Linked DNA regions of Mus musculus: region 1 is linked to region 2. The links are chromatin loops, found by intact Hi-C in ENCODE. Cell type or tissue: heart. All regions are shown on one strand. Each heading gives the region's core, and the rest is flanking DNA. Links, peaks and the distances in the headings are about the cores only. Region 1 has its middle 110 kb from the start of Gm11264. Region 2 has its middle 180 kb from the start of Gm11264.

Evidence for each region. Hi-C counts contacts between places; a loop is a spot of excess contacts. Peaks named below come from ENCODE experiments on the same cell type or tissue, not always from the same donor. Only the 100,000 strongest peaks of a DNase experiment are listed, where the experiment ranks them.
Region 1: it touches region 2 in a loop (2.3-fold over the local background); 2 of 42 quality-filtered maps call a loop at or near these places.

Annotation. Positions count from the first base shown.
Region 1 is chr4:82,168,461-82,175,155 of GRCm38, reverse strand. No RefSeq gene overlaps it. Among named protein-coding and RNA genes, the nearest start is that of Gm11264, 110 kb to the right of the region's middle. In heart, for the core only: no CTCF peak of the experiment used is centred there; no DNase peak of the experiment used is centred there.
Region 2 is chr4:82,243,037-82,249,731 of GRCm38, reverse strand. No RefSeq gene overlaps it. Among named protein-coding and RNA genes, the nearest start is that of Gm11264, 180 kb to the right of the region's middle. In heart, for the core only: no CTCF peak of the experiment used is centred there; a DNase peak (open chromatin) is centred at 3,201; H3K27ac peaks cover 470 bases.

The DNA of each region.
Region 1 (6,695 bases), core at 1,693-4,192, 74 kb after region 2:
CTTTGGACAACATGGTTTCCCGACTTGGGAACTCTAATTCCAGACAATTCTCTACATTACCTATTGTTCTCAGCAAGTCTCTGCCCCGGCAGTTCTCACTTCCCATGAGGGCCATTTACCTTCTAGGAAGTACCACCCTGAAACTTTTGAGACAGGAGAAGGATGATGAAACTAATTCCAGCAATGGCATTCCCATGGCACCTCAGCTCCTCTCACCCCAAGTCTTCTTCTCAAAGGGGCTAGGATAGGTGGCCAGAGGAGGGAGGCTATTGGAGGGTAGGCTCAGCTTTGGCGCCTCTCAGTAACTCTTAGGGCTGCACCTGGCTCCAGACTTTTTGAAACTCTGCTGTGGGAGATTACCATCACTTTCTTCAACTCAGCTTTAGCTAAGCCCAGAGCAGCAAGAAGTGCCTTGCTTGGCAATGGGGTCGTGCTGCTCAGTGTATCAATTTCCCTGACATGCGTCCCTGTGGATACCCCAGCCACAGACCACAGTGCCTTTCAGTTCCATTTTGGTTTGGATTTTTTCTGGTAAGTTTATTCTCCTTGATTTGAAGCTATTAGTTACACACTGGAGACTGAGCAGGCTTCTTCCTTGCCCACCCTTTTGTCGACTAATGATACTTCCTTTGCTTGCAAGCCAATTCATCCACCCAATATTTCTCAAGGCCAGAGAAACATCTGCCAAGCAAACAACTTCTGCTTGTGCTAGATGCCCTCATTTAACATGCCTGGTCTTCCTTTTCTAATTCCTCTAAAATTAAATTGACACTTCCTCTGAAGGTGGAACCATATGTCACTGGTATTTGTATTTGTGGAAATGAAGCACAATGTCTGACTGTTTGTAGTGATTCCGACAATTTGTTTAATGATGGTCTCCCTCTTTCATCACACTAGAGCCTCCTGGAATGATGCATAAATATTTAGAGCACCTAGACATGTATCCCATGTTATATGGGACAAATGTAGTCACTTTGCTTCATTTCCTGGGCTGCATTAAGTAAGAAAATTTCATTCTGAGAATACGCCATTTCATGCAAACATGTTTCTCACAAACTGCTTCCTTTGCAACAATGTCAGGAAGAGTCTTGAATAGGTCTCAGAAAACGACCCACACATTGCGGTCCTGTTTACCGATCCGGTGCACAGCCAGCTTCTTGTTGCTAACTTTTCTGAGCATGCTCTTTCCTTTGTTCAGCAGTTTCTCTTTCTCAGTATCCCAGGTAGACACGGCCTGTTCTGAGGCACAAGCAGGGCTGCCTCTGCTCATAAACATGGAAATGAACAAATGTGTTCCCTGAAGCTTTGCAGTAGTGTCAGGGAATGGTCTGCTTGCACGCTGCATTTCGATAGGTCTGGAAATTCTGCCGAGTTTGGGTTGACTCCAGAGAAACAGTTTATAAAAGTGTGCAGGGAGGAGAGGGGCATGAACGCGACCATTAGCTGAAGACACCAGTTCTCTTGCGTCGTCTCAGACCCTGCCGGTTACAGGGCAGTGAATGTCGCTGGAGCGTGGCTGTGTGCTGTGCTGGTGGTTTGCTTTTCTGAAAAGTGGCTTGGAGGAAGCCTTTCTTTGCAGTTTTCACGTCTCAGAGGTCCCTGTGCCCCTTTGGCTGGGATGCAGTGACTCTTCTCTTGGAAGCAAACAAGGCTCAGAGTAGATGCCATGCACAGCTGAAGAACATCACGGCTTAGCTATTTATGTATCTACAGTAGCTTATCTACCTTTCTTAAACATGTCCGGAATATATGGATAAGTAAAAGTGATTTCTATTGACAAAGTATTGGAGACTTTATACTCAGCTCAACAACGGGTCTCTTCAGGTATCTTGAGCCAGGCAAATAATCTTGAGACATTATTATGTGAATACTGAAGTCCCATTCTTGCTTCTTTTAGCCGTGTTGTTGAGACAACCCCGTGCTAATTATTATCAACTCAGTAAGGGATTTCTGGTTTGTGGAAAGGTCTAAAATGAGTTTTCAAATTATAAGATTGATGGCTTTTCAGAGACATAAAATCTCAGTCATTTCCTTCCTTGTGGTTTTCTCTCTTTGCTCCAGGGATTCTAGTTCCGTGAGAGCCAGAGAACACAGCCTGAGTAGTGCAGCTGGGGGCCAGGGGTCCTCTGGTTTCCACTAGTTCTTAGAAGAAGCCCAGGGCACTGTGGGTATCTTTGCATCATGGTATTTTAGAAGTCTCCCCAGTACCCTGGGAAGGAATTTAAAACGAGATGCAACTGAAGATTTAGGTTTACTCTTTTTTTCCTTCCACTATGCAATTTGAGGATGATTTTGAGGGACTCCCCGCCCCAATACCTTAAGAGGCATCCACAACAATATTTTCTTTTTTTTCTTTTTTAAAATTAGATATTCTCTTTATTTACATTTCAAATGCTATCTCCTTTCCTAGTTTCATCTCCAAAAGTCCTCTATACCCTCCCCCTGCCCTGTCCCCAACCCACCCACTCCAGCTTTCTGGCCCTGGCATTCCTCTGTACTGGGGTATAGAATCTTTGCCAGACCAAGGGCCTCTCCTTCCATTGATGGCTGACTAGGCCATCCTCTGCTACATATGCAACTAGAGACAAGCTCTGGGGGAGGGGGGTACTGGTTAGTTCATACTGTTTTTCCTCCTATAGGGTTGCAGACCCCTTAGCTCCTTGGGTACTTTCTTTAGCTCCTTCATTGGGGGACCTGTGTTCCATCCAATAGATGACTATGAGCATCCACTTCTGTATTTGCTAGGCATTGGCATAGCCTCACAATATCAGGGTCATGTCAGCAAAATGTTGCTGGCATATGCAATAGTGTCTGGGTTTGGTGGTTGTTTATGGGATGGATCCCCAGGTGGGGCAGTCTCTGGATGGTCCTTCCTTCCGTCTCAGCCCCGAACTTTGTAACTCCTTCCATGGATATTTCACCTCACACCAGTCAGAATGGCTAAGATCAAAAATTCAGGTGACAGCAGATGCTGGTGAGTATGTGGAGAAAGAGGATCATTCCTCCATTGCGGGTGGTACAAGCTAGTACAACCACTCTGAAAATCAGTCTGGTGGTTCCTCAGAAAATTGGACATAGTACTACCGGAAGGTCCAGCAATACCCCTCCTGGGCATATACCCAGAAGATGTTCCAAATGGTAATAAGAACACATGCTCCACTATGTTCATAGCAGCCTTATTTATAATAGCCAGAAAATGGAAAGAACCTAGATGTCCCTCAACAGAGGAATAGATACAGAAAATGTGGTACATTTACACAATGGAGTACTACTCAGCAATTAAAAACAATGAATTTATGAAATTCTTAGGCAAATGGATGGATCTGTAGGATAACAATGTTTTCTTGACCCATAGTGTTGCCCACCTGGGTTCTGACATTTGCATACTTTGTGACTTTAGCCAAGTCACTTAACCTCTCTGGACTGTAGCTTCCTCAAGCACAGACTGGGAATGGCAATTCTACTTAAGTCATAGATTTTTCCTAAGACCTCAGTCATCAAATACTTGTGAAACTGTTTATCTTGATGAGTATCTGCTGGAATTGTCATGTTGCCTAAGCAACGCTAATCAACTGTTTAATACAGGGGCCACAAAGTTATTTTTAATAATTGCTACTTTTTCTTTTACCTTTTAGTTTTTGAGATTATAAAACAGTTACATCATTTCCCTCTTCCTTTTGCTTAGTACTTTTTGACAGAGTCCTATTAGAGGTTGGGTCATGACCACTTTTCACAATCATGGCTCTGGTGAAAGTTTCCCTTTCAATCTTTACTAGTTTTAAAACTCTTTGTTGAACCCATCTCAGTTCTAATTCCCATGCAGCATAGTGTATTATTTCTCCATATGAATTTTAATGGACTTTGAATCTGTTGGTTAGTGTTGTTGAAATCTCGATGCAAGGCTGTAAATGTCTTTTCAAGCACACACCTCCCGTGTGCCTCCTGTGTGCTGAGCAGCAGTTGTGAAGCTGAAACCAGGGATCAGACTGTAAAATGCCAGCAAATGGCTCAGAGTCTTCTGGAGCAAGTTTTTGCACTGTAAGCACTTCATTACTCGTCTATAAATTATATATGTTTAAAAGGGAGTAGGAGGGGAGGGGACTGGCTTAGCCCATCCACACAAAACAGTTTTCCAGTAATGTTCCTATCCCAAAGCAAGACAGGAAGCTTACTGCTGCAGAGAAACAGTAGCTGAAACAGAGTGTTTCAAGAGACGATTGGGAAAGAATGGGAAGCACACAGGGTTAGCAGAGAACTGAACTTTGCCCACCTCCAGGAATGCTTTTTGTAAAAGCATGTGTGAGGGAGTCTACACGTCTCAAGGGGAACGTTTGTGTGCATACGTAGGCACACAAACATAGATGTATACACACAAGTCTGGCACTTGCATTGCAAATAGCCCAACAGTAGCAGAGTTTGCTAGGATGCATGTATTTAATAAGTTTTTTCATGCTAACATCATGCTTTAGCTTCAGTCATGTATCTTTTCCTCTTTTCACCCTTTCTGAGTGTGTTTGGCTTTCTGATTTGACTAGAAAGATGAGAATATATACTATACTACCAGAATTATTCAAATATTTAATAAGATTGATCAAATATCATCTACATCAAAGGACTATAGTAAGTAAGTTGGTACACTATTTTTTGATTGCTTTTAAATTCTTTTTGGGCAAACAAAGGTTTGGATTTTATTATGCCATTTTTGTACATATCTGTGTGTCATTATACTTTGTTACAGTTTGTCCTTTGGTCTTCAATGGGTTCTGCTACACCACTAGGATTGGAAAACCACAGAGTTATACATAGAAGAAGAATTTAAAAATAATACTGAACCCAAGTTGTGGCATTAGACAAATATATTAATTCTCTTCCATGTGTAGGTTATTGAACAAGAAAGATTAAAGTACATTGGACACTGCTTTTTTTTATCCTTGCTATCATGGTAAGTCTTGGGCAAGGAAGTTTTTGTTTGTCCACAGGATTGCAATAAAGAAGGGCATAACTTCCTTATTTAGGCATTATACTTTGCACTTTAACAACAATACTACTTAGGGCAGTAGTAGCTGAAGTCATGAAAGGGACCTGGAATCTGCATTTTCACATAGTGCCCCAGTGATTTTGACATTTGCTCAAGCTGGAGAACTACTGAGTTAGGACACCAAATTACTGTCTTACGATAAGTTTCTGTACGAGAGCAAGCAGATTTTTAGAAAGATATTAACATACATAAGTCTTGCTATAGCTACTGAGGACAGGACGACACTCTCCTGACAGCTGAGAACTCTGAGACCTGAAGATTAAAGCCCCATGGATAGGATTCTTTTCCTAGGCAATCAATCTTCAAGGACTGTTCCCTTTTCTTAAGCCTATAGAATTAACACTTTCAAGTCTCCTACACAGACAGCTTTATTTTCAGTTGGTTTCCAAAGAGTTTTAGGTTCGGATAGAGCCAAGATCACACCAAATCTTCAGTATAGAAAATCTGTTGGCTTCAGTGACTTGCCATAGGAACCCAGCCATTGACCTAGGCTGTTAACACCTTCAATTAAGCAGAAGAAAAAGAGGTGTTTCTACTGGAGTTGGATAGTACCACACCACTAAGCTGTGTTTTAATAAATATAATATAATATGGGCAGGGCATACAAATTTAAAATTTCAACAAGCTATCCTCCAAATGTACTAGGGCAATCTTATACCAGATCACAATTCTTAATTGAAGTGAAAAGGGTCATACTTTTAATGACGCAAATCATATCCTCCAATACAGATTTTAATTTTTTTTTTTTGGTGAGGGCAGGCAGGGAGCAAGAGGAGACTCTCTGGAAAATATACATCATCAAAATTTCTTTTAATGGGCAAAGAAGGGATTTAGAATTATATATTTCAGATGTACAATGACAAAGTTCTTTCTATTTTTGGCTTAGGAATTTCAATAGTGAAGGTGTTTTATAATAAGTGTAAGTATAATAAGCTGTAAAACTTTCACATCACTGATTATATCCTATATTTCATTTCGCTGAGTTTCTCCTAAAAATAATAGCCCTCATTTTCCAAACGTAGCCAGCACTATCATTAAATGCAGACTCTCTTGTGCAATTTTAAGCAAATCTCAACCTTTTTGCTGCTTAAAAAAGGGAAGGTACTCTTCAAACTAGATTCCAAGCTATATGTTTTCCTTTCTGCATTAATGATAGTTCCCCAAAGAGGCTCCTTTGCAGCAATATGGTTCCACATTGGGTGACTTGGCTTTCCATCCATTAGATGGATGGACACTTGTGCTACAAGAAGGCAATGCTAACATTTATTCTCTCTGTGCTTCTCACAGCACCTGAGGACAGAAGATTCAAACCTAGGTGCCTTCTAGAAAGGTGACTGAAGGCTCTGGGCTGAAGTTCTAGTGTCACTTCCAACTTGGGGGTTTTACATCTTAGCTCTTATGAGTTTTATGTCTTATGGGTTTCCAATCTAGACATGCCAGAAACTTCTTTTTAAGTGGAATCAAAGATATGAATATCTCCCAGGAACTGATGATCTGGTGTGTGTGTGTGTGTGTGTGTGTGTGTGTGTGTGTGTGTGTGTGTACTTACATGCAAAACAGGGCAGATACAGGCTTAGTTATACTGAGTTAATTAAATTTGTGCATATCTAGAGATGACTGCAAGCAAATGTGACCTGTGCTAGAGCCCACTCTTACT
Region 2 (6,695 bases), core at 1,942-4,441:
AATATCTATCAGAGAGTGATTTATGATATATGATACGGTCCCCAGCCCAACTGGAGGCTGCGTAGTTGAAACATGAGAAAGGAGAGGCCTTGTTCCTTCGAAACCACGATGGTTGGTTTGTTTGGCTTTTCTGAAAGAACATACAGTACAAAACGTGCCACATTTTACTGCACCAAAACTTATACAAGAAACAAAACACAATTCAGCTAAAATCCCTCAATTTCTTTTTGTCATTTGCAAGCAATGGTTTTCTCACGGAACGGCTGTTCTTTTTCTTTCATTCTTTCATTTCCACCCCCCCCCCCTCCACTTCCCTCCCAACTGCTGCTCATCTCTGAGTTCTAAAAGAGTTTCAACAGCTCTGTTCTGGCAATTAAAATGTTTTAAAATGAAATCTCCACTTCAGGTTTTAAATATTTTATGTGCTTTCCATTTTGCTATGACTAAGGATGTATTGTGATTTCTGGTGTTTTCTGTTCTACAAATGTTCCCTTTGCAGCTGGGAAGGAGTACATCTCCCATATGGCTTCAGGACACTTTGCAGTTTGCTTTGATAAAGCAATATGGACCCCAGCAAGGGGAGGAAAGCAGCCATTTTCCCTCCACACCCTAGCTCTCTTCTAGCTTGTACCTTTACATTTGTGGTAGCAGCAGGAAAAGGGACAAGGTGACTCTTGGATTTCAAAAACACCGTTGCTTTGGTATTGGCTGCCTTAACAGCTTAGCTGTGAATGTGAGGTTACTTTTCCTGATATGAATGTTTATTGCTTAGCCACACCCCCAACACAATACAAGAATTCATGATGTATTACAGAGCACATTCAAGTAACTGTGATATCCTGGTTTGTTTTCCGGGTTAGCTTGTATCGTTGTTATTTTTCCATGCTACAAAATACTCTTTGAAAATATGATTCCCAATGGCTCTGAAATGTATGTTGATATCCCGGTTTACTTAAGTATTATTTTTTACTGTGCTACACTAAGACACTAAACATAGGTGTATTTCCATGTTAATTGGCCTCTTATCATTATGGCAATCTGAGGAGTAGTCCTCTCTATGGACCTTTGGAGGTAGTTCTACTTACATCATAAGATAACCCAGCACTGAAAACTGCTGGGCCCCAATTTTTCATACTATTTGAATGATTCTGCTACAGATTTTTGGACTGGTTTTAAAAGTCTTCCCTGAGTTTTTACTACCACCACTGTATGCTGCCTATGTGTGATCTTATCCTTGTATCCTCCAGTGCCCTAGGTTAATTTTCCCCTAGCAATCTAATACATGAAAAGTGATAAAACTAGTTCTAACTGGTATTATTTTAACGTTAAAGTGACATGATTTCCTCTTCTACATAGCCTACTAATTCAGAGCCTCCCGTTGCTCAGTTTAATCAACTTTCTGAAACTCTGTCTTCTGTGACACAGATTCATACGGGAAACAGATGAAACAAGTTCTTGTAATAAGCCAGACATGGGTTTTCTTGAGGAGCAATTGAGCAACACATTGAGATCAAGCCAGAAGTTAAATGAGTGGCATAAACTTATTACCTACCTGGTACCATCAGCTTGTCCTCCGCAGGACAATGTAAGCCTGCAGATGGTATCTATTAATGCTCCAGAGGAAAAGCAGCTATTGTAGTTTTTGTTCTTATTTCTGCTCAGGAGTATGTATCCCGTTTGATGAATGAGTCTTAAAAGTAGGGTCATTTATTTTTGTTTTTTTCAACATTAATTTTTTATTTATTAGATATTTTCTTCGTTTACATTTCACTGCTATCCCCTTTCCTAGTTTCCTCTCCAAAAGTCCCCTATACCCTCCCCCCCGCCCTGCTCCCCAACCCACCCACTCCAGTTTCCTGGACAGCATTCCCCTATACTGGGGCATATAATCTTCGCAAGACCAAGGGCCTCTCATCCCATTGATGGCCGACTAGGCCATCCTCTGATACATATGCAACTAGAGACACAAGCTCTGGGGGGTACTGGTTAGTTCATATTGTTAATTAGGGTCATTTATGTAGTACATTTATTTGATTGTATGGAGGAAGTGTTTTACTACATAGCACAGGCTGGCCACTAACTTTCTCTTTCCCTTCCAAATGTTTCCATGATTGCTGCATGCATGTATCCACATCCAGATCCATCATGCATTTGGATCATCTTTATCTATCTCAGCTGTAAACAGTTTCAACTGAAATTGTGTGTGACTTGCTTTCACATATGAGAACTACAACTTCTCGCTTAAAGAGGTTGAAAGTGGCCAACAGATCCACTTCAAAACCCGTTTTAACATTATTTCTCCTGCCTTTGGCATTCTCTTAAGTTCCCACTTATTGAATACCTCTGATGTGATAAGTATGTTTCCCACTTGGTCTCTTTTATACTTTGTGACAATATAATGAAATTTGTGATCCATTTTCACAGGGAAAATTAACATCATAGAGATTATAATGGTCAGTTACTCAGAACTGTAGACTATGACTATGAACTGATAAGCACATAGAGGTTCAAAAATCCCTGTTTAGAAATTGCTTGGATACTATAGGATAAAGGCATCAAGAACCCTCAAGTAACCTGTCAGAAACTACTGAGTGACTTGGACAATTGAAGACTCTTGATTGCTTATATACAGGACAATGCTTATAGATTTCCTAAGGAACACATATCACAATGTTAAAGCCATTTTTCAACCTTTCTTGCTTTAGGAGTGAGCCTCCTAATCAGTGAAGATCCAACATTTCTTAGATAACACACAAATTTGGAAATGATTTCAGGAACTTATCTTGTGACTCCACATTGTTGGGCCTGTCCTTAGCTTTGGCGGAACACCTTGGGTTTCTACCTATATATCTTGCAAATGCTTTTACTTCATGATTTAATAGTTAGTTATCTATCCTTGGAACAGTCCAGTTGAGGTTTTTTTTTAATAAAGATAGGAGTTGATCACTAATGGAAATGCACTAGAAGATATGCTAATGGTGTTTTAAGGATGTGCTTTTAGTATCCACTCTTGGAAATCTCTATTTTAATTCTCTGGGGCTCAGGGTTTAAAAGACCAGATTTTCTAACCTTTGGAGTCCTGAAGCTCAGATAACCTGTTGCTATTTTTGAATATAAGTAGACCTTATTTGGCATTAAAAGAACTGCCCAAGGGCTTACCCCTTTTCTTACTCTGGTGGTGTTTGGATTGTCAGCGGAAGCCTTGAGCTTTGAGTCTTGGCAAGGCATTGCCTTCAGACAAACATCCTGTAGACAAAATTGTCCCACAGGCACTCAGTGTTCCAGGATGATTGACAGGAAGCAGTTTGGGCTGAGAGGAGGGAGGATAGATGCTGAGATTGGAGGAGGTTCCCAGGTCCGGCAAACAATAGTCAGACTCTCAAAGGAACCTCACACATTCTTTTACCCACACACTACAGTAGAAGCTTGGTATATACTTGGTGGCCATGGGAATTAGAGAGTGTAGGTTGATCTAGGGGCAAAAGGTAGCCTGGTTTCAAACCTACAGGGACAAAACAGCAAGGACTTGTGGCGATGTATGTAGCTGTGAGATAGGCACAAATAGATATGCAGAGATTTGAGGTGGCAGCGGGATCAGTAATTTAAAATGAAGTATTCTCCCAAAGAAATCATGACCAATACAAACTGATACTGGTCATTTTGGGCAGAGGAATTGAAGCAAGTGGTTGGAAGAGAAGCTTGAAAAGGCAATGAAAAGAAGCTAAAACCATCTAGGACTTTGCAGGGTTTCACATTTGGCCAGTTGCTGGTGTTTGAGCCAAGCCTTCTTATTATTTATTTTAGAAGTTGAAAGTAAGGTTAAATAAAGTTGTCTGGTGTCACAGAATCAGACATGTGTGGCATAACTAGGGTGTGAGTGCCATTTCTTAACACCTTCAAAATTCATGTGTATATAAATTCCTATATTTATCTAGGTCCTCCCCTCTTCTCTCGGCTTCAGTCCTGTGAGGGAGAGAACTCATCTCTCTACTGCAGTCTCCTGGAGTTTCCAGAGGTTTTTTGCATTCCAGCCCTGAAGTCTTTCACCATTGGTGGAATCATTAGGCCTTCTATCTCAGGGCTTTCTTTACTCAATACCCTGCTTCCTTTGCTACAGTGCCTTTCTTTTTTCTTTCTTTCTTTCTTTCTTTCTTTCTTTCTTTCTTTCTTTCTTTCTTTCTTCCTTCCTTCCTTCCTTCCTTCCTTCCTCCCTCCCTCCTTCCCTCCCTCTTTCTTTTTGTTTCCTTCCTTTCTTTCTTTCTTTCTTTCTTTCTTTCTTTCTTCTCTTCTCTTCGCTTTTCTTTCTTTCTTTCTTTCTTTCTTTCTTTCTTTCTTTCTTTCTTTCTTTCTTCTCTTTCTTTCTTTCTTTCTTTCTTTCTTTCTTTCTTTCTTTCTTTCTTTCTTTCTTTCTTTCTTTCTTCTCTTTCTTTCTTTCTTTCTTTCCTTTTTCCGAGACAGGGTTTCTCTGTGTAGCCTTGGCTGTCCTGGAACTCACTCTGTAAACCAGGCTGACCTCGAACTCAGAAATCCGCCTGTCTCTGTCTCCCAAATGCTGGGATTAAAGGTGTGCGCCACCACTGCTGGGTTACAAGCCTTTCTTTAATCTGATACTCTTCAAGATACAGTTCCAATGCTACCTGAGACACCCCTGTGTGTTATTCTGTTCCATTTCCCTGAGCGGGGTTGATACCTTTCAAACATTACAATCTTACTGCACAGATGACATTGATAACAAATCACTTTAAACATCAGACCTGTCAATTGTTGACATGATGACACCCTGTTTAAAACCTATTAGGAACTGGAAGGTGTCAATTCTGTGCAGATGTTTCTCAAGGTCTGAAAGTCCCTGGAAGATTCCTTCCAAGATTCCTGGAATTAATACAGGCTGAATAGATATTGGCAGGGCCCAATTAAAAAAACACTATCTAGAAATCCATTTCCCACCCTCTCTCTCCTCACTCACATACATGTTCCTTTCCTCTCCACCTATTTTCACTTCTGTTCTCTTTCATCCCTCCTTACATAACGTGTGCATACAAAAATGGCAGTTTCTGTCATTTCCATTTATTAAATCTCTCCCATTACCATTGTTTCAAGACAACTCTCCTTTATTTTTTCTATTTCTAAGTTGATGGAAATGTTTGGGAAGGACTAGGAGGTGTGGTCTTGTTGGAGGAGGTATACTATTAGCAACTAGCTTTGAAATTCTCAAAGCCTTGAACTATTTCAAGTTAACTCTTTTCTGTTTCCTGCTTGCCACTTGAGATATCAACACTTAGCTGCTGCTCCCAACATTTGCTACCTGCCACTTCTACTTTGCTGTCACGGACTTTTCTCCTCTGTAACCATAATCCCAAAGTAAACTCTTCTATAAATTGCTTTTGTGATGGTCATGGAGCAATAGCACAGTAACAAAGATAGAGAGATATGCATCTGCATATCCACACCAACAATAAATCTTTATAAGGTATAGAGTGTCTGCCAAGAGCCATTCTTTCCTTACTCCCTTTCTTCCTTTCTTCCCTGATGTCTTATTTTTCAGCAAGCATAGGTGCTCAATTGTGGAATAGTATCTATACATTTACATACCTTCTTTCTAAATAGATATTTGAGATGATTGTAGCACATCTAGACTTGTACTTGTGTGTATTTTCAGTTTTTTTTTTTAAAGAGCAACGTTGAAATTCCATTTATTGACACAGAAGACTTGACATGCTTGGTTCTGAAATGCTCTCCTAGCCTTGTCTGCTGTGAGTACCTGCCCCAGGCAACATAGCCTCCCACTGGTTCTTGGAATCCCCTGCATCCTTTGTTCCTGTTTTTACATCTACCAAGTGAACACCTACTTCCCACATTCCATTACTCGCCCACCTCTGTCTGCAACCCAAGGAGGTCTTATCCAAGTGCTGTGGCCTTCACTGTGACTGATGTGTCTCTATTCTAGAAAGTCTAGATTTGTGCACCACTTGTCTCCTTGTACTTTCATTGTTCCTGAGCACATGCCACTATGTCATTCTGCCACTTCAGAGTCTTAATGACTTTTTTGAACTCCTCAGGATCCTGGGATCTTACCATTTATATTTTGGTCACTTGTTTTTAATACATCACTTGTTTACTTCTTGAGATCATTTTCATTTCTTGTTATCAGATGAGGGATCAAGGGAGTGAAAGGTGATATTTAATATTAGGGTATCACATATCTAGCACAGAGCTAGAATCTTTATCATATAATCCTATTTAATCCTTCCCCAGAGCTAGTAAGTTATTATTACACTTTGAAGCCTTGAGGTGTTTGTCTAGCACCATATACAGCATGCATCAAAATTTGGTAATCTTTTTCTTTCCAAAGAGATGTAGTCATTAAAAGATTCATGAACCTATGAGGGACATTTTTTATTCACGTCACAACAAGAAGAAAGGAAGACAGCACATAACCAGAGAGGAGGGGGCAGATGATAGAATCCATGGGAAGATAGAAGACCCCATGGAAGGTACAAAAGACTGAAAGATTCCAGTGTACCTTAAGATCGGTGTGTGTGGTTTGTGTGTGATACTTGTATGAATGTGTAGGAAGGTGAGGGTTACTAGGTAAGAGATGAAAAGCTTTCTCTGTGCAGTTGCCTTTATTTTATAGTGAGTACAGCTAAGAGTTACTGACCTGTGAATCCTTTGATTGCAATGTGCAGAGCTGG